2 separate regions of the Homo sapiens genome follow, and region 1 is linked to region 2. A link is a loop called in an ENCODE intact Hi-C map of the cell type or tissue named here. Cell type or tissue: heart right ventricle. All regions are shown on one strand. Links, peaks and the distances in the headings refer to the core of each region. The heading gives the core; the rest is flanking DNA. Region 1 overlaps DDX19A (DEAD-box helicase 19A). Region 2 overlaps COG4 (component of oligomeric golgi complex 4).

What was found. A loop is a pair of places that touch in the nucleus more often than their neighbours do. Peaks named below come from ENCODE experiments on the same cell type or tissue, not always from the same donor. Only the 100,000 strongest peaks of a DNase experiment are listed, where the experiment ranks them.
Region 1: a loop joins it to region 2, with 2.2 times the contacts of the local background. A loop is called at or near these places in 2 of 110 quality-filtered maps.

The regions. Positions count from the first base shown.
Region 1 is chr16:70,359,170-70,374,129 of GRCh38, forward strand. It overlaps DDX19A (DEAD-box helicase 19A), which reads left to right. Exons shown (of 12, transcript NM_018332.5): 5 at 2,249-2,341; 6 at 5,374-5,476; 7 at 5,848-5,962; 8 at 6,916-7,093; 9 at 7,455-7,692; 10 at 11,054-11,216; 11 at 12,203-12,394; 12 at 12,756-14,214. The coding sequence ends at 12,817. Among named protein-coding and RNA genes, the nearest start is that of DDX19A, 20 kb to the left of the region's middle. In heart right ventricle, for the core only: a CTCF peak has its summit at 11,100 (motif pointing right); a DNase peak (open chromatin) is centred at 11,162; H3K27ac peaks cover 778 bases.
Region 2 is chr16:70,490,150-70,498,149 of GRCh38, forward strand. COG4 (component of oligomeric golgi complex 4) reads right to left here. Exons shown (of 19, transcript NM_015386.3): 10 at 7,788-7,906; 11 at 7,072-7,238; 12 at 6,117-6,282; 13 at 181-243. Among named protein-coding and RNA genes, the nearest start is that of COG4, 29 kb to the right of the region's middle. In heart right ventricle, for the core only: no CTCF peak of the experiment used is centred there; no DNase peak of the experiment used is centred there; H3K27ac peaks cover 1,501 bases.

The sequences.
Region 1 (14,960 bases), core at 6,961-14,960, 120 kb before region 2:
AATATTTGAGTTAATCTGCAAAATCAAAGAAAACTGAGTCAGTGGAAGCTGTTGGATCATTTGAGTCCCAATTAAGGTAGTGACTTTGTTTCCTTGGCAACCAAGTCAGAAGCTGCCGAGTGTCACAGCATTTTCTCCCAAATGGAAGATATGAAAGATTATGTTTTTAAATTTCTTTGTGTCTGAGAACCAACATACGCCAGAGAATTTGCCTTTTAGAGAGCCTGCTAAACTCCAAGGAAGGCTTAGAGAACAGTTGGGTTGCCTTTTCTTTAGAAACAATCTGGTATGATTTTTCTTAAACATCTTGTCAATTTAGAGGTAGCAGAGAGCTGATTGTAAATGCAATGTAAGAGCAACTTAAATTGATAATTCTTGTGTAGCTGTTTACATAAGAAGTTGGTGTCCAGGTGCGGTGGCTCACGCCTGTAATCCCAGCAGTTTGGGAGGCTAAGGTGAGTGGATCTCTTGAGCTCAGAAGTTCATGACCAGCCTGGGCAACATGGTGAAACCTTATCTCTACAAAAAATAAAAAAAAATTAGCCGGGTGTGGTGGCATGTGCCTGCAGCCCCAGCTACTCAAGGGTGGGAGGATCTCTTGAGGCCTGGGAGGTGTCGGTTGCAGTGAGCCCAGTTCACACAACTGCACTCCAGCCTGGGCGACAGAGTGAGAACGTCTCTCAGAAAGAAGTAGTTAGTGTTTGTCTGTTTATTTTGATTAGACCTAAGTGAATCTGAGCATTTGTAAAGTTTAGTAGGTTAATCGAACCACCTTTATTTACTGTATATCAGCTACTAGAAACTGGCTTCATCAATTTTCTTTTTTTATGGCCGGGCGCTACAGCTCACGCCTGTAATCCTAGCACTTTGGGAGGCCGAGGCAGGTGGATCACCTGAGATTAGGAGTTCAAGACCAGCCTGGCCAACATGGCGAAACCCTGTTTCTACTAAAAATACAAAAATTAGCCAGGTGTGGCAGTATGCGCCTGTAATCCTAGCTCCTCAGAAGGCTGAGGTAGGAGACTCGCTTGAACCCAGGAGGCAGAGGTTGCAGTGAGCCAAGATCACGCTATTGCACTCTAGCTTGAGCAACAGAGCAAGACTCCATCTCAAAAAAAAAAATTTTTTTTTTCTTTTTTCTTTCTTTCTTTCTTTTTTTTTTTTTTTTTAAGAGATGACCTGGCCTTGTTGCCCAGCCCAGAGTGCAGCGGGGCAATCATGGCTCGCTATAGTCTCTAACTCTTAGCCTCAGGCAATCCTCCTGCCTCAATCTCCCAAGTAGCTAGGACTACAGGTGCATGCCACCATGCCCAGCTCATTTTTCTTTTTTGTTTTGTTTTGTTTTGTTTTGTTTTAGAGACAGGGTCTCACTGTGTTGCCCAGGCCGGTCTTGAACGCCTGGACTCCTCAAGCAGTCGTCCCACCTAGGCCTCCCAAAGTGCTGGGATTACAGGCGTGAGCTACCACGCCCAGCCCATCAATTTCCTTACCTATTGATTGTCTGGAGTATTTGCATAGCTGGCTTTGGAAGGAACATGGAACAAAAGGACTTCTAAATCTTAGCAGTATAGTAAATAGTGTTTATTTTCATTTATTATTTACTTTAGAGTCCCACTCTGTCACCCTGGTTGGAGTGCAGTGGCTCAGTCACAGATCACTGCAGCCTTGACCTCCTGAGCTCAAGTGAGCCTCCCACCTCAGCCTCTTGAGTAACTGGGACTACAGGTGTGTCCAGCTATTTTTTGTATTTTTTTGTAGAGACGAGGTATCACCATGTTGCCCAGGCTGTTCTCGAACTTCTGGCCTCAAGCAGTTGGCCTGCCTTGACCTCCCAAAGTGCTGAGATTACAGGCATGAGTCACTGTACCTGACCTGTTTTTAGATATATCTTTTATAATTTATGTAATGCTATGAATTAATAACCACCACCCTTGCTGTGTCCAGGGAACACTTGTCTTCCAAGGCCAGCCAGATTTGCGGGTCTGCTGAAAGCATTAATTTCTCTAAGAAAAGAAACCATTCTGTATTTTATGAATTATAGAATAGTTGCAGATTAAGATTCCTTAGGGAAGGGCGGTAGCTTGGTTTGATTTGGTTTGGTTTTTGACAGTGTTTTTTTAAGGCATAGGAAAATACGTCTGACAGAGGTAGGAGGCATCATTCCTTTCTATAGAAAAAGATAAGATTCTAGGCCTCTAAAACAATTCTAACTTCTAGGCATCCATCCTCTGTCTTCCTGGCTTCCTAGGAAACCACAGCTTCTCCAGGGAGTCTATGCCATGGGCTTCAATCGACCCTCCAAGATACAAGAGAACGCATTACCCATGATGCTTGCTGAACCGTGAGTATGCAGATGAAGCGCATCTCACCCAGTGTGATTAGATCAATCTTCCCCAAACTGCGTTTTTGTGCCTGAGAACAGAAGGAGCTGTTTGGGGCCACGTGTTTCCTCAGGAATACAGCTTAGGCAAGTGCAGAGAGAATCGGATGGAGTTAGCTACAGTTTCTGCCTTTCCCACTTAACAATAGAAACTTATAGAGAAAGGTAGTGCTTTATTCCATGCTATCTTAAAAACTGGGCTTAAGGCCGGGCATGGTGGCTCACTCCTGTAATCCTAGCACTTTGGGAGGCCGAGGCGGGCGGATCACCTGAGGTCAGGAGATTGAGTCCAGCCTGGCCAACATGGCAAAACCCTGTCTCTACTAAAAATACAAAATTAGCTGGGCACGGTGGCCCAAACCTGTAATCCTAGCACTTTGGGAGGCCAAGGTGGGCGGATTGCCTGAGCTCAGTAATTCGAGACCAGCCTGGGCAACATGGTGAAACCCCGTCTTACTAAAATCAAAAAAAAAAAAATATCCAGGCCTGTTGGCATGTGCCTGTAGTCCCAGCTACTCAGGAGGCTAAGGCAGGAGAATTGCTTGAACCCGGGAGGCAGAGGTTGCAGTGAGCCGAGATGGTGCCACTGTACTCTAGCCTGGTGACAGCAAGACCCTGTCTCAAAAAAAAAAAAAAACTAAACTAAAAATACAACAATTAGCCTGGCATGGTGGCACGTACCTGTGGTCATGTAGCTGAGGCAGGAGAATTGCTTGAACCCCAGAGGCAGAGGTTGCAGTGAGCCGAGACATGCCACTGCACTCTAGCCTGGGAAACATAGACTCTGTCTCAAAAAAAAAAAAAAAAAAAAAACTGGGTTTAAAAAATATTATTTTGATGTGAATGGTGTTGCAATAAATTCAAAAACAAACAAAATATTATTTGGAAATTTTTGAGACCTACACAAAGGTGTAAAGAACAATACCAAGAACACCTCTGTAGCCCTATCCTGCCAAGAAAGGAAGCAGGTCCAGTTGATAGTTGAAGCCCCTGAATTCCCCTCCTTCCACATCCTTCTCCCACCCTGACAAGACTAAGTTCCTTTTGAGACAGGGTCTCATTCTGTTTCCCCATCTAGAGTGCAGTGGTGCAATTACAGCCCACTGCAGCCTCGACCTCCTGGGCTTAATTAATCCTCTCACCTCAGCCTCCGGAGTAGCTGGGACTATAGGCATGTGCCACCATGCCCAGCTGACTTTAAAAAAACTTTTTTGTAGTTTGAGAAGCTGAGGCAGGTGGATCACTTGAGGTCAGGAGTTTGAGACCAGCCTGGCCAACATGGTGAAACCCCGTCTCTACAAAAAATACAAAAAAATTAGCCGGGCTTGGTGGCGCACACCTGTAATCCCAGCTGCTAGGGAGGCTGAGGTGGGAGGATCGCTTGAACCCAGGAAACAGAGGTTGCAATGAGCCAAGATTACACCATTGCACTCCAGCCTGGGCGACAGAGTAAGACTCTGTCTCAAAAAAAAAAAAAAAATTTGTAGAGACAGGGTATCACTATGTTGCCAGGGCTGGTCTCAAACTCCTGGCCTCAAGTGATTCTCCAGCCTCAGCCTCCCAAAGTGTTGGGATTATAGGCATGTGTTACTGCACCTGGCATATTTATCATTTTTTCTTTTTTGAGATGGAGTCTCCTCTGTCGCCCAGGCTGGAGTGCAGTGGTGCAATCTTGGCTCATTTCAACCTCTGCCTTCCAGGTTCAAGTGATTCTCCTGCCTCAGCCTCCTGAGTAGCTAGGATTACAGGCGCACACCACCACACCTGGCTAATTTTTGTATTTTTTTGTCTGTTCGTTTGTTTTTGGGATGAAGTCTCGCTCTGTTGCCCAGGCTGGAGTGCAATGGCGCGGTCTCAGCTCACCGCAACCTTCGCCTCCCGGGTTCAAGTGATTCTCCTGGCTCAGCTTCCCGAGTAGCTGGGATTACAGGTGCCTGCCACCATGCCTGGCTAATTTTTGTATTTTTAGTAGAGATGGGGTTTTACCACGTTGGCCAGGCTGGTCTCGAACTGCTGACCTCGTGATCTGCCTGGCTCAGCCTCCCAAAGTGCTGGGATTACAGGCGTGAGCCACCGCACCCAGCCTAATTTTTGTATTTTTAATGGAGGTGGGGTTTCACCATGTTGGCCAGGCTGGTGTCGAACTCCTGACCTCAAGTGATCTGCCCACCTTAGTTTATTTATTTATTTATTTATTTATTTTTTTGTGAGATGGAGTCTCGCTCTGTCGCCCAGGCTGGAATGCAGTGGCGCAACGTCTGCTCACTGCAAGCTCCGCCTCCCAGGTTCATGCCATTCTCCTGCCTCAACCTTCCCAGTAGCTGAGACTACAGGTACCCGCCACCACGCCCGGCTAATTTTTTATATTTTTAGTAGAGACGGGGTTTCATTGTGTTAGCCAGGGTGGTCTCGATCTCCTGATCTTGTGATCCGCCTGCCTCGGCCTCCCAAAGTGCTGGGATGACAGGCGTAAGCCATATTTATCTTTTTTAATGACAACCATGCCACCTATTCCCATGATGCTGGGTCCCATAAAATGGAATGTAAAAGTTCCCTCTAAAACATCCACCTGACTTAGCATCTTGTCCATAAAACTGGGGAAAGGCACACACAGAAGGAACCAAATTCTGGGAATGCATCATGGCTCAGCCAAAAATATTGCTGGGGTCTTGTCTGGGCACAGATCTTACTCTGCACACTTGATTTCCCTGTGCCCCTTGGGGTGCAAAACTGGGGTCCTTTAGCTGTGCTAGAGGCTAGAATGAGAATTTCTTGGTGTGAGCCCATTTAAAATAATCATTTATTTTACAATTTAAGCAGCTTTTTAACAGCGTATAAAAAAATGTATGAAAGTAATTTGTGCTCAATGGAGAAAACCTGGGTAATATAGAGAAGCACGAAGGGGGAAATATGCCTTTCATTCAGAAAGAACATTTTGACATGTTACTGAGTTTCACCAATTTAAGTTTCATTTCTGTTCTTCCTTGATCCAGCCCACAGAATCTGATTGCCCAGTCTCAGTCTGGCACTGGTAAAACAGCTGCCTTTGTCTTAGCCATGCTCAGCCGAGTGGAGCCATCAGACAGATACCCCCAGGTGAGGGCTTGCGGGGCTGGGTGTCCTAGGTTGCCTGCCCTGGGGAGCGCAGTGCCATCTGGTGAGGAGTAACGAGAGGTCTGAAGCTTCTGACACCTTAGGCTGTGGCTCAGGCAGAGCAAGTTCCTACACCAGGCCCTGACCTGGGAGAATGTGCTTGAAAGCAGCAGCCTTAGACCATGGCTTGCAAAGGCCTCTGCCAAGCCAGGGCTACCTGCTGCAGGCTTCAGTCTATGGCTGAAAGGTGGGCCTGGATGGGAGGACATGCTTCCCTGTGCTATTCAAGTGCTAATAACATCAGCATACTGGGTGCCTTCAGGTCTGTTACCAAATGGCTCTCCTAAACTCATCCTTTATGATTTTTCTGTCAGTGTCTGTGCCTCTCCCCAACATATGAGCTGGCGCTTCAAACAGGAAAAGTGATTGAGCAGATGGGCAAATTTTACCCAGAACTGAAGCTTGCCTATGCCGTTCGAGGCAATAAATGTGAGTACGGCAGGCGACAACTGAACAGTGAGCAGGGTAGGGGGTTGGGCGTTTGAATTTTGAAGATGCGATGACCGTATTCAACTTTCTAATTCAGTCTGACCCTGGAGCCTAACTGTGTTGCTCTATTTGAATCTATTTGAATACCTGCTAATTTGTTAACAGTCTTTTTCAGTCTTAAAATAAGATTTTCGGTTGATTAAAAAAAAAAATCCACGCATGGCTCACAGAGTTCTTAATATCTAGAGTTCTTCGCTCAGAAGGTAGAGTTTTGAATTTAGCGTCCAGAGTTCTGGGACCTGCTACCAAAGAGGGATTAACAGGACTGAGGATGGAAGGTTGGGGTCAGCTCCCTTTCTTTAAAAGTAAGCAAAACCAGGTACAGTGGCTCACACCTGCAATCCCAGCCCTTTGGGAGGCCAGGGTGGGAGGACTGCTTGAGCACATGGTTCGAGACCAGCCTGGGCAACATAGTAAGACAAAAAATAAAAAAAAAAAAATAGCCAAGCGTGGAAGTGCCAGCTTGTAGTCCCAGCTACTTGGGAGGCTGAGGCAGGAGGATCGCTTGAACCTGTGTGGTCAAAGCTGCAGTGAGCCATGACTGTGTCACCGCACTCTAGTCTGGGCAACAGAGTGAGACCCTGTCTCAAAATAAATAAATAAATAAACATAAAAAGAGTTGGATGATGTTGGATTATAGGAGGAAGAAGAAGGGAACTGATGCTTATTGAAGGATTGCTGTGTGGGATTTGATCCTGACCACAGTGCACTGAGATAGGTGTCATTCTGCCCACTTCACAGCAGAAGAGACCAAGACTGAGGGGAACACTCATGTGTGTTTTGAAATCTGGAAATAACTTGTTCTCCTAGTCCTAGAAGGATGGGCAGGGCTTTGATTTCCAGAGCTGGCTTTGCCTTTGAAATACCTATGAAAATCACCTGGGTCTCCACAGTGGAAAGAGGCCAGAAGATCAGTGAGCAGATTGTCATTGGCACCCCTGGGACCGTGCTGGACTGGTGCTCCAAGCTCAAGTTCATTGATCCCAAGAAAATCAAGGTGTTTGTTCTGGATGAGGCTGATGTCATGATAGCCACTCAGGGCCACCAAGATCAGAGCATCCGCATCCAGAGGTAGGGATCTCGAGGGTGGGGGACTCCTCAGACTCCCCATCTGCAGTGTCTTCTCCCTTCACTTCAGACGCCTCCTCTGGCTTCTGCCTGGGTCTTGGCTCTCGTACTCTCAGCAGCATTTGTTTGACGGGCCATTTCCATGTCAGCGCTGATCACAGTCCCTCCCAACCTGGGTTGAGAAAGGAGACCTAGGGACTCTTCCCCAACCCTTGTCCCCATCCCAGGCCTGCTGCTCCTCCTCCCCAAGATGCTCCTCCCCCATCAGCCTTCCTGGGCATCTAGACCCTCCCAGCTGGGGAGGCTGTGCTTCCGTTGCTTCCCAGGGCCACCTGGGGCCATCTACCCGGGCCTTCCCTTGCAGGATGCTGCCCAGGAACTGCCAGATGCTGCTTTTCTCCGCCACCTTTGAAGACTCTGTGTGGAAGTTTGCCCAGAAAGTGGTCCCAGACCCAAATGTTATCAAACTGAAGCGTGAGGAAGAGACCCTGGATACCATCAAGCAGTACTATGTCCTGTGCAGCAGCAGAGACGAGAAGTTCCAGGCCTTGTGTAACCTCTACGGGGCCATCACCATTGCTCAAGCCATGATCTTCTGCCATGTGAGTAGCAGCGGCAGTGGCAGGCCTGGCCCCTCCCTCTCAGCCAGCTCCCCACAGGGCTCAGGAGGACTGGATGCCCCTGAGCGCCATGGAAAGAAGGGAAGTGCTTTTTGAAGATGTAAGAGACAGGCTCTCCTTTAGTGGGGGTAATGGTAGTATCCCAAGGGATACATAGCCTAAAGATAGAGCCCCTGAACTTTATGTCTTATTTGTGGATGATGTATTGTTGCACAACCCAAGAGAATCAACTCATATTTGTAAGAAAAATAAAAAATTCAACAAGATGGCCGGGTACGGTGGCTCATGCCTGTAATCCCAGCATTTTGGGAGGCCGAGATGGGTGGATCACGAGGTCAGGAGATCGAGACCATCCTGACTAACACGGTGAAACCCCATCTCTACTAAAAGTACAAAAAATTAGCGCGGCGTGGTGGCGGGCGCTTGTAATCCCAGCTACTCGGGAGGCTGAGGCAGGAGAATGGTGTGAACCCGGGAGGCAGAGCTTGCAGTGAGCCGAGATCACACCACGGCACTCCAGCCTGGCAACAGAGAGAGACTCCGTCTCAAAAAAAAAAAAAGTTCAACAAGATAGTCATAACATTCACACACATAGTTTTCCAGTCTCAAACAACAAATACTTAGAAAATGGAAGCATAGATCTCATTGATAATAGAAAAAATAAATATTTAAGATCTCTGAAGAAAATGTCAAAATGATTTTAGAATAAAAGAGACACCGGAGCACGGTGGCTCATGCCTGTAATCCCAGCACTTTGGCAGGCCGAGACAGGCGGATCACCTGAGGTCGGGAGTTGGAGACCAGCCTGACCAACATGGAGAAACCTCGTCTCTACTAAAAATACAAAATTAACTGGGTGTGGTGGTGCATGCCTGTAATCCCAGCTACTCGGGAGGCTGAGGCAACAGAATCACTTGAAGCTGGGAGGCGGAGATTGCAGTGAGCTGAGATCGTGCCCCTGCACTCCAGCCTGGGTGAGAGAGCGAGACTCCGTCTCAAAAAAAAAAAAAAAGAGGCCAGGCTTAGTGGCTCACGCCTGTAATCCCAACACCTTTGGAGGCCAAGGTAGAAGGATTGCTTCAGCCCAGGAGTTTGAGACCAGCCTGGGCAACGTCGGGAGACCCCATTTCTAAAACACTTAAAAAAAATTAGCTGGATGTGGTGGCACACACCTGTAGTCTCAGCTACTCGGAAGACTGAGGTGGGAGGATCCCTTGAGCCCAGGAGTTAGAGGCTGCAGTCAGCTGTGATCACGCCACTGCACTTAGCATGGGTCATAAAGCAACACTCTGTCTCAAAACAAGGAAACATACAATGCAATGATACAGTGATAACAGTAATATATCTCTCAAATATAATCCACGTTCTCCTATCTCCACTTGTGCCAAAAGTATTCTTTTTTTTTTTGAGACCGAGTCTATCTAGCTCTGTCACCCAGGCTGGAGTGCAATGGTGTGATCTAGGCTCACTGCAACCTCCGCCTCCTGGGTTCAAGCAATTCTCCTGCCCCAGCCTCCAGAGTAGCTGGGATTACCAGCGCCCGCCATCATGCCCAGCTAATTTTTGTATTTTTGGTACAGGGGGTTTCACCATGTTGCCCAGGCTTGTCTTGAACTGCTGACCACAGGTGATCCAACTGCCATGGCCTCCCAAAGTACTGGGATTACAGGCATGAGCCACTGCGCCTGACGCCAAAAAATACTCTTTTTTTTTTTTTTTAGACGGTCTCACTATCTTGCCCAGGCTGGACTCAAACTCCTGGGCTCAAGCAATTCTCCTACCTCAACCTCCCAAGTAGGTGGGACTCCAGGCACATGGCACTGTGCCCAGCTCATCTTTATTGCTTTTTGTTTTGTTAAATCCAAGAGCCAGTCAAGTTTTGCTTGTTGCATTTAGTTGTCATGTCTCTTAAGACTCCTAAATCTAGAAGAATTTCCTCACCTTTATTTTATTGCCTCTCATTACAATGACATCTTGAAGCATCCAGGGTAGTCTTTTCTTTTTGAGATGTAGTTTTGCTTTTGTTGCCCAGGCTGGAGTGCAGTGGTGCAATCTCGGTTCACCACAACCTCTGCCTCCCGGGTTCTAGCAATTCTCCTGCCTCAGCCTTCCCGGGTAGCTGGGATTACAGGCATGTGCCACCACACCTGGCTAATTTTGTATTTTTAGTAGAGACAGGGTTTCTCCATATTAGTCAGGCTAGTCTCAAACTTCTGACCTCAGGTGATCCGCCCGCCTCGGCCTCCCAAAGTGCTGGGATTACAGGCGTGAACCACCGTGCCCGGCCAATCTGGTTTTTTTTTTTTTTTTTTTTTTTTTGAAACGGAATCTCGCCTCTTGCCCAGGCTGGAGTGCAATGGCATGATCTTGGCTCACTGCAGCCTCTGCCTCCCGGGTTCAAGCGATTCTCCTCCCTCGGCTTCCTGAGTAGCTGAGATTACATGCACATGCCACCACGCCCAGCTAATTTTTGTATTTTTAGCAGAGACGGGGTTTCACCATGTTGGTCAGGCTTGTGTTGAACTCCTGACCTCGCGATCGGCCCACCTCGGCCTCCCGAAGTGCTGGGATTACAGGCATGAGCCACCGCGCCTGGCCCCCAGGGTAGTCTTTTACTCCTAGGCTCAAGTGATCCTTCACTTGATCTCCCAAATTGCTGTGGTTATAGGCGTGAGCCACCGTATCTTGCCCCAGGTTAAATATTTTTGTGGTATAAATTTTCTTTTTTTTTTCTTTTCTTCTTTTTTTTTTTTTTTGGAGACAAGGTCTTGCTCCGTCACCCAGGCTGGAGTGCAATGGTGCAATCTTGGCTCACCAGCCTCGACCTCTCAGGTTTAAGCGATTCTCCTGCCTCAGCTCCCTCAAGTAGCTGGGACTTACAGGCCTACACCACCATGCCTAGCTAAATTTTTTGTAGAGACAGGTTTGGCCATGTTCCCCAGGCTGGTCTCGAACTCCTGAGTTCAAGCGATCCACGTGCCTCGTCCTCCCAAAGTGCTAGGAGTACAGGTGTGAGCCACCATGCCCAGCCAGGTACAAATATTTTCGTAAGATTACAAGCCAGGTGACATTGTTACTTCCTGTTGCACTATATCGGGTTTACAATTTTAAGAAATTTAGCTTTTAGCTGCTAAGTTTCAGGTACAGTCTTCCAGATCAAAAATATCTTCAGCTGAGCGTGGTGCCTCACACCTGTACTCCCAGCCCTTTGGGAAGCCAAGGCAGGATAATGACTTGAGCCCAGGACTTTTTAGATCACCCTGAGTGACAGCAAGACTGTGTCTCAAAAAGAAAAAATATATACTCAAATACTTTCATTTCTCAATTGTTTTTTTTCTTCCAGACTCGCAAAACAGCTAGTTGGCTGGCAGCAGAGCTCTCAAAAGAAGGCCACCAGGTGGCTCTGCTGAGTGGGGAGATGATGGTGGAGCAGAGGGCTGCGGTGATTGAGCGCTTCCGAGAGGGCAAAGAGAAGGTTTTGGTGACCACCAACGTGTGTGCCCGCGGTGAGCAGAGGACGTGTCCCACCTGGTCTGCCAGGCTCGGGGTCCCAGGCCCAATTAGAGCCAGAAATCCTTGTATACAGGGAAGTCGGATGGTCTCAGGGAGATGGGTGGGGTTGGTGACACTATTCCTTTCTAGGAGAGACTGTTTGGATTTCCCTGAGGTGGTAAGAACTCACACATGCCAGGTGCGGTGGCTCATGCCTGCAATCCCAAGGCAGGAAAATTGCTTGAACCCTGGAGACAGAGGTTGCAGTGAGCCGAGAATGTGCTATAGCACTCCATCCTGGGTGACAGAGTGAGACTCTGTCTCCAAAAAAAAAAAGGAAGAGGGCAGGCCCAGTGGCTCACGCCTGTAATCCCAGCACTTTGGGAGGCCGAGGTGGGCGAATCACCTGAGGTCAGGAATTCGAGACCAGCCTGACCAATATGGTGAAACCCCATCTCTACTAAAAATACAAAAATTAGCCGGGCGTGGTGGCATGCGCCTGTAATCCCAGCTACTCAGGAGGCTGAGACAGGAGAATCGCTTGAACCCGGGAGGTGGAGGTTACGGTGAGTGAGATCGCGCCATTGCACTCCAGCCTGGGCAACAAGAGCGAAACTCCGTCTCAAAAATAAAAAAAGAAAGAAAGAAAAGGAACTCCCGCAGAAACCAGTAGTCCTGACTTGGTGGAAGGAAATGTACAGGCATCTGACTGGTAGAGAACGGAGCCTACTCTTCCAGGGGCGCCCATCTCCAGAACATTGTGTCTCCCAGAGGATTACCGACTGATCTCATGATTTTGTTGGCACTTGCCAAAGTTCTCTTCTTTTCCTCTGGGTTCTGTTGCCTGCCTATATGTGTGCCCTCTCTTGTACCCAGAGTTGGCCTGTCCCAAATTCTTTCCCTCTATCCCAAAGTTGGTACGCATTGACCTACCTATGGATGACAGTGATTTCTGTCTCCTGTCCTTAGTCCTCTCAGCCTCCAACTCTCCTTCCTGCAGGCATTGATGTTGAACAAGTGTCTGTCGTCATCAACTTTGATCTTCCCGTGGACAAGGACGGGAATCCTGACAATGAGACCTACCTGCACCGGATCGGGCGCACGGGCCGCTTTGGCAAGAGGGGCCTGGCAGTGAACATGGTGGACAGCAAGCACAGCATGAACATCCTGAACAGAATCCAGGAGCATTTTAGTGAGTCCCGGGGAGGGTCCTGTGCCTGGCGCCCTTTGCTAAGTAGGGCGGGGTGGTGAAAGGGGTAGGATCTTCTGTAGCCCCAAGAGAGGCTCTGTCCCTAGCACACTCCCCTCCTTTCTGACCATATGGCAGTTCTCAGGGAGCACACCTGGAGACTTCAGGACCCAGGGACTCCAAGGACAGCTCCCCTGTGACTGGGCTTCGGGGCGTGGGGCTCTGACTGTTGCTGTCAGTGACTAGGGGCCCTGCTGCCCCCTGCTTAGGCACCCGGAGCCTTTGGGCCTGAATGAATGATTGCTGTGGCCTGAGGTGGGGCACATTCCTGGGCAGGGTAGAGACTTGTGTATCTTTCCCCCAGATAAGAAGATAGAAAGATTGGACACAGATGATTTGGACGAGATTGAGAAAATAGCCAACTGAGAAGCTCCACCAGCCACTGATGCCAGCCCTGGCACTGCCCCTGCACAGGAGACAAGTGCATTTAGGGCACAGGCCCCGACATCACCCCAAGGACAACGGCAGAAGTAGAGAGAAACTACCTACCTCACTTCAAATTATGTTTGGACTTGACAAAAATAGGTGCAAATGATGGGGGGCAATAGAAGAAAAAATTTGCATTTTGGAAAATTGGGTCCTTTCCCCACTTTTTTAAAGCCACATTCCCCCATCTTTATAATAATCTGGTCACAGTGGTAGTCGCTGGCCCCAGGACCCCCTCCTGATTTTGGCTAGGCATCGTGGAACCAGCTCCAGCCCCTGAAGAAACGATAGATGTGCAGGTTGTGCGGAAGAGGCTGAGTGGAAAATGGTGTGAGCCCCACCGCTGTGCATCGAATGAGGGAAGTGGCAGCAGAGAGGCCAGAGCTGCCCCCTCTCTGTCTCTTCAATGGACCCTTCACAAGTGTTTCTCCTGCCCTTGGGGCTGTCTTCCTTCTCCTGAAATCCAGAGACTTTCTTGCTCATCCCTTCTCCCTTTCACTTCTGTTCTCTGCTGCAGAAAGCAGACTTGCATATCCCTGATGAGCAGCTCGGCTACTTTTGTAAACTTCAGATTTGGAGAGAAACACGAAAGTCTGAATCCTGACCCCTTGAGAGAGAGTGATCTGGCGAGGGCCGATGAAGGGGCTGGGCCTGGTCTTGCCTTCTCTTCTCTCGGTTGCTCCCTCTGCCTAGGCCCCTGGTACTCAGTCACGGCAGCCAGGAGACCCCAGGTGAGTTTCTGAGCGCATACGTAGTTGGTTCTTACCCCCAGGTGTCACACGGGGCCGAGAGCTGAGCAAGAATTTGGAATGGAAGTTATGACCAAGGGAATTATGCTGTTCATTTATAATAGTGGACATTATGGAGAGCTCTGATTCCTACATAATATGAATAAGGATGGATAGGCCGGGCGTGGTGGCTCATGCCTATAATCCCAGCACGTTGGGAGGCTGAGGCGGGCGGATCGGTTGAGCTCAGGCGTTCGGGACCAGCCTGGCCAACATGATGAAACCCCGTCTCTACCAAAAATAGAAAAAAATATAGCCGGGCCTGGTGGCGCACGCCTGTAGTCCCAGCTACTCGGGAGGCTGAGGTAGGAGGATCGCTTGAGCCTGGGTAGAGGCTGCTGTGAGCTGAAATGGCGCCACTGCACTCCAGCCTGGGTAACAGAGCGAGACCCCGACTCAATAAATAAATAAGGATGGATAAATTGTAGCGTATGCACCATTCATTATGCTAAGACATTTTAAAGTAATTATGAGAAACGCTCTACTAATGATTTGTTTTTATTTGTATTTTTCTGCTTATTAGACAAATATATACTCATTTTAAAAAGGCGTGTGTGTATATAAAGTGAGAGTGCTCTCTATCCCTTCTCTTCTGGGATCCTGATTCCTGGCAGCTTGGTGAATATTCTACCATATTGCCTTTTATTTGCATAAACCCATTTTTCTTTTACAAAAACAGGAACATTCTGTTCACACTACTATGCAACCTGCTTTCACTGATCAGCATGTGTTAGACATGTTGACATGTCCAATACACACACATCTTCCTTGCCCTGGAAACACCATCCACCTTCCTTTCTGCGTGTAGCTGTCCCGGCATTTATCTCCTGGTTCCTCTAGTGACAGGCATGGGGGATTTCTAGTACATGGCTGTTATCCACAGTACCACAATGAACATTTTTTTTTTCTTTTTTTGAGACAGAGTGTCACTCTGGCCCGGAGTACAGAGGCGTGATCTCGGCCCACTGCAACCTCTGCCTCCCAGCTTCAAGCAGTTCTCTTGCCTCAGCCTCCCAAGTAGCTGGGATTACAGGCACATGCCAGCATGCCCAGCTAATCTTTATATTTTCTGTAGAGATGGGGTTTTGCCATGTTGGCCAGGCTGGTCTCGAACTGACCTCAAGTGGTCTGCCTACCTCTGTCGGCCTCCCAAAGTGCTAGGATTATAGGTGGGTGCCATCACGCCTGGCCGAACATTTTTTTTTTTTTTTTTTTGAGACGGAGTCTCACTCTGTCGCCCAGGCTGGAATTCCGTGGCGTGATCTCAGCTCACTGCAACCTCCACCTCCTGGGTT
Region 2 (8,000 bases), core at 1-8,000:
CTCCTGAGCTTTTCTCCCTGGTCCAAGGATGCCTTGCTATCATGTCAGTCACCAAAGAATCCCCTCAAGTGTGGCTCAATGTCACCAAGATAAGTGTCTTCACCATGATGTTTGTATAGGGCTCTATCTCAACATGGGAAAAGATGGCTGCTGACCACTGATAGGCAATTTCCCTCGTACCTCCAGTGTCTTCTTCAGAGTGGAGATGTTTTCACTGCAGACTTCCACGTTGTTCAGAGTCACCTGGGAGATGAGGAAGGAAGAACGTGACTTCCTGCTGACTGTGCCTGCCACCCACTCCAATGCCAGACTGGCTGACAGCTGTGCTCCATGAAGCTCAGAGAAGGGCTGGCTGGAGTTCAGACTTGCGCTAATGAAAACCCACACTGCTACATCTGAGCAGGACGCTCAGATCTTGGATTGGGCAGAATGGGGAAGCAGGCTCGCCCTTTCTTCTGTGCCTGATGACAGGGAGCCTAAAGCTATCAGGACCTCAGAGGTAGTGAGCTCAGGTTTCAGGTCTTCTTTTTTTGTTTGTTTTTTTGTTTTTTTGAGATGGAGTCTGGCTCTGTCACCCAGGCTGGACTGCAAGCTCTGCCTCCCGGGTTCATGCCATTCTCCTGCCTCAGCCACCCGAGTAGCTGGGACAACAGGCGCCCGCCACTACGCCAGGCTAATTTTTTGTATTTTTAGTAGAGACGGGGTTTCACCATGTTAGCCAGGATGGTCTTGATCTCCTGACCTCATGATCTGCCCACCTCGGCCTCCCAAAGTGCTGGGATTACAGGCGTGAGCCACTGCGCCCGGCGAGGTTTCAGGTCTTCTTGTACTGTGTTACCTACAGAGCAGAAATGACTCAGGCATACAGGTCCAGGATAAGTTCTGAGGCTCCAAACGGTCAAGCCCCAGGTCAGTGATACAAAGCCTGACATTCATTAAAGAAAAGCTTCCAGAGAGCCTGCCACCTATGAGGTATTTTCTCATTCTTTATCTCATGGAGTCTGCTAAATACCCCCATAGAACACGTATTATCAAGCCCAGTGCACGGGAGGAAATGAGACTCCTCAGAAGGTAAAATGATTTGGCCAGGCACGGTGGCTCACGCCTGTAATCCCAGCACTTTGGAAGGCCAAGGCGGGTGGATCACCTGAGGTCAGGAGTTCAAGAACAGCCTGGCCAACATGGTGAAACCCTGTCTCTAATAAAAATACACACAAAAAAATTAGCCAGGCGTGGTGGTGCACATCTGTAGACCCAGCTACCAGGAGGCTGAGGCAGGAGAATCGCTTGAACCTGGGAGATGAGAGGTTGCAGTGAGCTGAAATTGTGTCACTGCACTCCAGCCTGTATGACAGAGCAAGACTCTGTCTCAAAAAAAAAAAAAAAAAAAAAAGCTGGGGCAGGGTAGCTCATGCCTGTAATCCCAGCACTTTGGGAGGCCGAAGCAGGTGGATCAAGAGGTCAGGAGTTTGAGACCAGCCTGCCCAACATGGCGAAACCCCGTCTCTACTAAAAATACAAAAAATTAGCCAGGCGTGGTGGCGGGTGCCTGTAATCCCAGCTACTCGGGAGGCTGAGGCAGGAGAATTGCTTGAACTTGGGAGGCGTAGGTTGCAGTGAGCTGAGATCACGCCACTGCACTCTAGCCTCGGTGACAAGAACAAAACTACGTCTCAAAAAAAAAAAAAAAAAAAAAAAGTAAAATGATTCACGAAGGTCTGACAGCAACTGATTCAGCAAATATTTACTGAGCACCTGGATGTGCCAGGCACAGTTCTAGGCACTGAGAGAAAGCAATTAACAAAAAAGACATGGTCCACTCCTCACAGAGCTGACATTCCAGAAGGGAAGCCAGATAGTAAACAAATGCATTATATAATGCCAGGAAGAATAATAAAGCAGGAAAAGGGACAGACACTCAGAGTGACAAGGCCACAAAGCTGGAGCCAGGCTTAGAATTCGGGTCTCTGAGCTTCCAGATGGATAAACAGGTGGAGGTTCCTGGACAGTGGCCACCTGGGGAGGGCATGGAAGCTCCATACCCCTTCCCCCATAATTTGCCCTATTCATCTCTTCATCTGTATCCTATATAATATCCTTTATAATAAACAAATAAACTAAAAAAATGAATTCAGGTCTCCCTACTCTGGTCCAAAGATGACTTTTTTCATAACACGACTGTCTTACAGACTAGGTGCAGAAATACCAATGATAAAAGTAGCATGGAGGCCAGGCGCAGTGGCTCATGCCTGTAATCACAGCAGTTTGGGAGGCCGATGCGGGCAGATCACCTGAGGTTGGGAGTTCGGGACTAGCCTGACCAACATGGAGAAACCCCGTCTCTACTAAAAAAAATACAAAATTAGCCGGGCGTGGTGGTGCATGCCTGTAATCCCAGCTACTTGGGAGGCTGAGACAGAAGAATCACTTGAACCCAGCGGGCAGAGGTTGCAGTGAGCCAAGATCGCGCCATTGCACTCCAGCCTGTGCAACAACAGCAAAACTCCGTCTCAAAAAAAAAAAAAAAGGTAGCATGGGCACGGTGGCTCACACCTGTAATCCCAGCACTTTGGGAGGCTGAGACGGGTGGATCACCTGAGGTCAGGAGTTCGAGACCATCCTGGCCAACATGGCAAAACCCCGTCTCTACTAAAAATACAAAAATTAGTCGGGTGTGGTGGCAGGTGCCTGTAATCCCAGCTACTTGGGGGGCTGAGGCAGGAGAATCGCTTGAACCTATGAGGCGGAGGTTGCAGTGAGCCAAGATCGCGCCATTGCACCCCAGCTGGGGCAACAAGAACGAAACTCCATCTCCAAAAAAAAAAGTAGCATGGGGCAAAATTATTAAGGCACTAATTGCTCTGGCCATTCAGAGGAAAGAACAAACTGTTTCGGTGTAAGGCATTCAAGGAAGGTTCCATGACAGGGTTGGTAGCTGAGCTGAACATAAAAGGGTAGAACATAATTCTGACAGGAGATGAAGGTGAGAACATTTCTCCACCCCCAGCAGCCTCTCTCCAGCTCACTGTCCTATTTGATATTTTCTTAATGGTCCTTAGGATTTCCTGACATTCTCTGGTTTATCTATTTCTTGTCTGCATGGATCTAGCCTGTTTTCTTCACCACTGCGTCTCTATACAGCACTGTCTACCTTTCTGCTTGATGGAAATATTCTAACTGCACTGTCTGGTATGGTAGCCCTCAGCCATGTGTGGCTATTGAGCACCTGAAGCATAGCTAGTACAACTCAGGAAGTGGATTTTTAATTTAAATGTAAATTTCAATAGCCACCTGTGGCTGGTGACTACCATGTTGGGCAGTGTAGCTCTAGAACCCAGAACAGTGCCTGATATTTAGAAGTTTCTCAATAAATATTTGTGCAATGAGTAAGAGAGTGAATGAACATATTCTGGAAAGGGGATAATATAAGCAAGTGCAGAATGGCACAAAACCCAAAAAGGTATTTGAGAAATAGCAGAGTCAGTTCACAGACACGTGCAGGGAAGTGGCAGGAGGTAGAGCTGCGAGGGGCAGAGACTGACGGGGACTTGGGTGCTCTGCTGCAGAGTTAGCCCTGTGACCTGTGGACAGTGGGCTGGCACTGAGGATTTTTAAAGCAGGTGAATGCCACATGAGCACAGCTGTGGTTCAGGAATACTCATCTAGAGGCCGTGGGAGGGAGGAAATAGAGGGCCTGGGGATCCCACTGCCTGTAAACTGGTCTGCTGGTGGCATGATGAGGAAGGCAGGGGTGAGGTAAGGAGGAGCCAGTCTTCGAGACATGAGTCAGGAGCTTCAGGATTTCAGGGTAAAAGGAGGATCTCAGAACCCCAGGGGCTGTGATTAGGAAGTCCCTCTCATCTTGCCCAGAGTGCTTCCCTTGTCGGTGTCCTGCAGCCAGTGCTGAAAGTCATGATGCTGACAGTGCTGCTTAGGCCACTCTGATTGTGGACAGATAAGCCTAAAGGTCTTTCTTTAATATGCCACAACATGAGGCCTCTAATGTCACAAGTTTCCAAATAACTGTCCTGTCCTGACAGCTGAAGGATGAAGGCCATAAGTGTTTCCAAGGCATTTAAGAGCACCAAGAATAACTGTCATGAGGACTTCTGGATTTGAGTTCAAATGGTATTGATTTCAAAGTTTCCCCTGTACTGACAGCCCTAGTAAGCGTGGATTCACTGGGTTTATTCCCTGCCCACAGTGCATGATGTCAGTAAATTTGGAGAATTCATCTAGACAGCCAAATGAATCAAGGTGACATAAAAAATAGGCCCTGCAATGGGAGTGATGACATTTTAAATACTTGGTGTCAGGAAAACCAGAAACCTGTCACCAAGCATTTAGCATCGCCTCTCTTTTTGGTCTTATCTTCTGGGGCCTCAAACAATGAAACTGTGTTAATGGGAGGTCCTCACAGAGCGAATATGCACTGGCCGGTTTTGGAGACATGTAGTCAAGTGGTGGAAAACGGAACTGGAAAGGTGGTATGGGTTAGAGTTAGGAGGCTTAAACAAAGACATCTAGCTTTGATGTGGTAGGCAGCAAGCAGCCAATGATTATTTCTGAGCACAGAAATGAAAGTAAGTTCTGTAAAAAAAATCACAAACAAAATAAAAATTTAAGTTGGTTCATGATGTGATGCTGGTTGCTGGGCATTTTGGCAAAGTTCTCCAAAGGTAACAACTTTCACAGGCAACAGTTTTTTGGATCTGATCTTTTTTTGGCAGCAACCATGATATCCTAGATTGACAGAAACCATACACAGGGCAAATATTTTCTATGACAGGAAGAGAGTGGGGCTGCCTAAACAGCTTTCACATTGGATCTGTCTCATAACTAGTTACTATGGGTTCCTCTGCACAGGGCTTGGTAGATATTAGCAAGTTTAGGCTTCTCTCTCTGCAAGTAACAGCTCTGAACTCTTTTGGGGGTCACAGATCCTTTTAAGAATATGATAACCAGGCACGGTAGCTCATGCCTGTAATCCCAACACTTTGGGAGGCCAAGACGGGTGGATCACTTGAGGTCAGAAGTTCGAGACCAGCCTGGCCAACATGGCAAAACCCAGTCTTTACTAAAAAAAAAAAAAAAAAAATTAGCCAGGTATGGTGGCGCATGCCTGTAATCCCAGCTACTCGGGAGGCTAAAGCAGGAGAATCGCTTGAACCTGTGAGGCGGAGGTTGCAGTGAGCCAAGGTCATGCCATTGCACTCCAGCCTGGGGAACAAGAGCAAGACTCCATCTCAAAAAAAAAAAAAAAAGAATCTGATAAAAGCTAAGGAAGGACCCTGTGACCCAAAAATGCATGTGAACATTTTTGCGTCCAACCCCACTTGTGGGCTACAGATGCTACTAGATGTTTCTTTCAGGCTCTGAGCCTCAGGAGTCAAGACTCAGGGTGCGGCCAATGTGGGGGATGGAGCAGAATGGACCTCGGACTGTGCTACTCCCATGCGTGCTAAGACAGCGTGTGCCAGAGAGGCCTGATCTTGAGCTTAGGATTCATCTGTGGTCTTTCTGGCTCATCACAAACTGGTTGTTGCTTTGTACAAATCCTTTCATCCTTCTGTGCTCCTCCTTTCCAAGCTGTCACACAATGGAAGGCTTGCTGCTTTATCACATCTGTCATTCTGGGTAGCAAAGGGCTTTAATAAAGCCTCCTTTCCAGAGGAAGTTGAAAGCCTAAGACATGTACTAGCAGAGCAGTGATGGCAGGCCCGAAGGACTGGCGCCTGCCCATGCTGCGGGCCTCTCCTCAGAGAAGCAGTCTGGTGGTCTGGCACAGATGGTAGAGCTGGTTCTGTGGCAGATGCAAGCCAAGCTTGGCACTCAGTGGGCTCCTGAGCAGCTGGCCAGTGCTCTGGGGAATGAATTCTAGGTGACAGCTGGACAGCCCAGCCTCTATCGTGGCTCAGGTGACTCAGAATATGTCCCTGAGTAAGAAATAGTTTCAGAACCTTCTGGGAGGAAATTCCCTTAAAGGAGGAATTTTCCTTCTATATAGACACTGGAGGAAAAGTCTCTAGCTAGAGGCCAATTATACTGTGGCTTAGCAGTGATAGCGTAACCTCTCGAGATAAACCAACCCAGCTCGTGAGCTGTGGGGTACCTACCAGGAAGGACATCTTCGCCTCGTCAGTACTCTCGATGCCTTTTGTGTCAAATTTGCCTTGCTGGAGGCTGCTGTGCATGATGTTCACGGCACTTGTCACCCCGCGCTGGATGTCCTGGAAGGTGGTGGCAGGAAAGCCCATCCGCAGCTTATTACACAGAACATCCCTGGGGGGCAGGATTGCATAGAGGAATTGACAGTGCTCAACTTGGCCACCAGGACAGAAGGGCCAGTCTTCACCACTCTGACCCAGCAGCACAAGGTGCTCTTTTAGGGGGAATAACCAGTCCTTAAGACCACTGTAGGAGACCTGAGGAGCCAGGGTATGAAAGTAACCAGCACCCCGTCAAGGACACTGATGTGACAAGAACATACAGGGGAGACTGGCCAATCTCTACTGTTCATGAGGCTTTTAGCCATCACCACTGCACTCCCAACAAAGCTGTGCGGCTTAGTGAACGCAGTACCATGTAGGAGTTGAGAACAGGTTTTGAGTCACTCAGTTCTGGATTCCACCACTGACTCCTAAGTGGTGGATCTTTGACGAGGACGGAATCTCCCTAAAGCACAGTTTCTTCATCTATAAAACAGAGCTAACAGTTCCTACTTCATAGGGTTGTTATTAGGACCTCAAAAGCGCAGGAGATTAGCATAGTGCTGGGCCTGTAGCAATGGTACCTATTGGTGGTATTATTCATCTGAACTGCCTGTTCTCTTTCCTACGTCTAAGGGCCCATAGCTCCTTCAGTCTAGTCCAGGGAACAGAAATTTGGCCCATGAGATATATGGCTGACCAACAGCTTCCTGGAGCCAAGGATACTATCTTAGGGATAGGAGCTGATGTCCTGTATAGAACTTAACTAGAATCATGAGGACAAAGGGCAGAAACAAATGGGCCTCAGGAATCAACAGGAAGGGCCTTTCTGCCTAGAAAGGAGAAAGGGAGTCAACTGTACCTGAAGTCAGACTCCAGCTCTGTGGTGGCGAGGTTGATCATGGCACAGAGACAGTCAATGCTGGAGCTGGACAGAGCCCGCCCAATGCACTTCTTAACAATGTAGAAGACATCATCCACCATGCTGGATGTCAGCTGGCCCTTCTCATAGGTGTCCAGAGCCACAGCCTACCCAAAAGGCAAAGCCAACACTGAGGGTCCCAGTTGTGCATGTCATGTTCTAGATGATTCTGGGTACACTGGCCCTAGCTCTGCTCCCTTTTCTGTACCTTGTCCATGTTTCTCCCAACATGGCGTGCATCCTCCTTGTCAAAATAGCTTACTTCCCTATTGATCACTAGGTGAACAAATTAAATATTTCGGGCCTTAGCCCTGCAGAGATCCATTACCTGGGGAGTGTAAGATATCTGCAGGGGCCCTACTTCCCTGAGGCTCCTTACCCACAAACCTTCAGGGAGGTAGGGAACAAGTGGGCTCCCTGAAGAGCTGAGCTGAGCTGTTCTTTTTTAATTCTTGGGAAGGAAGTCCTAGCTGGGTATACAAAGAACACAACGACTCCAAAGATGCTCTCTAAACATACAAAGTGGTACCACTCAATCTGCATGCAAGAGTATTCTCAAAGCAGGACCAATAAATATGACATGCCTCAGCCATTTCCCTCAGCCTGGCTTCTTGGACCGGAAGCCCCATTTCCAAGAGATGCGTCCTATGTCCTACCTTATTGACAGTCTCCCTCATGAAGTACTCCTCCATGGTAACATATAAGCCAATTAGCTCCTGCATGGTACAGCTCAAAAGGCAGTTATTGAGGAGTTTGTCCAGACACTTCTGGTGCTCTAGGGGACAGCCAAGAAAGGAATACTCATTTTTTTTCCCCAAGGGAAACAGAGCAACTTTTTTCATTTTTTCAGGTTCCTTTATAGTCTTTCT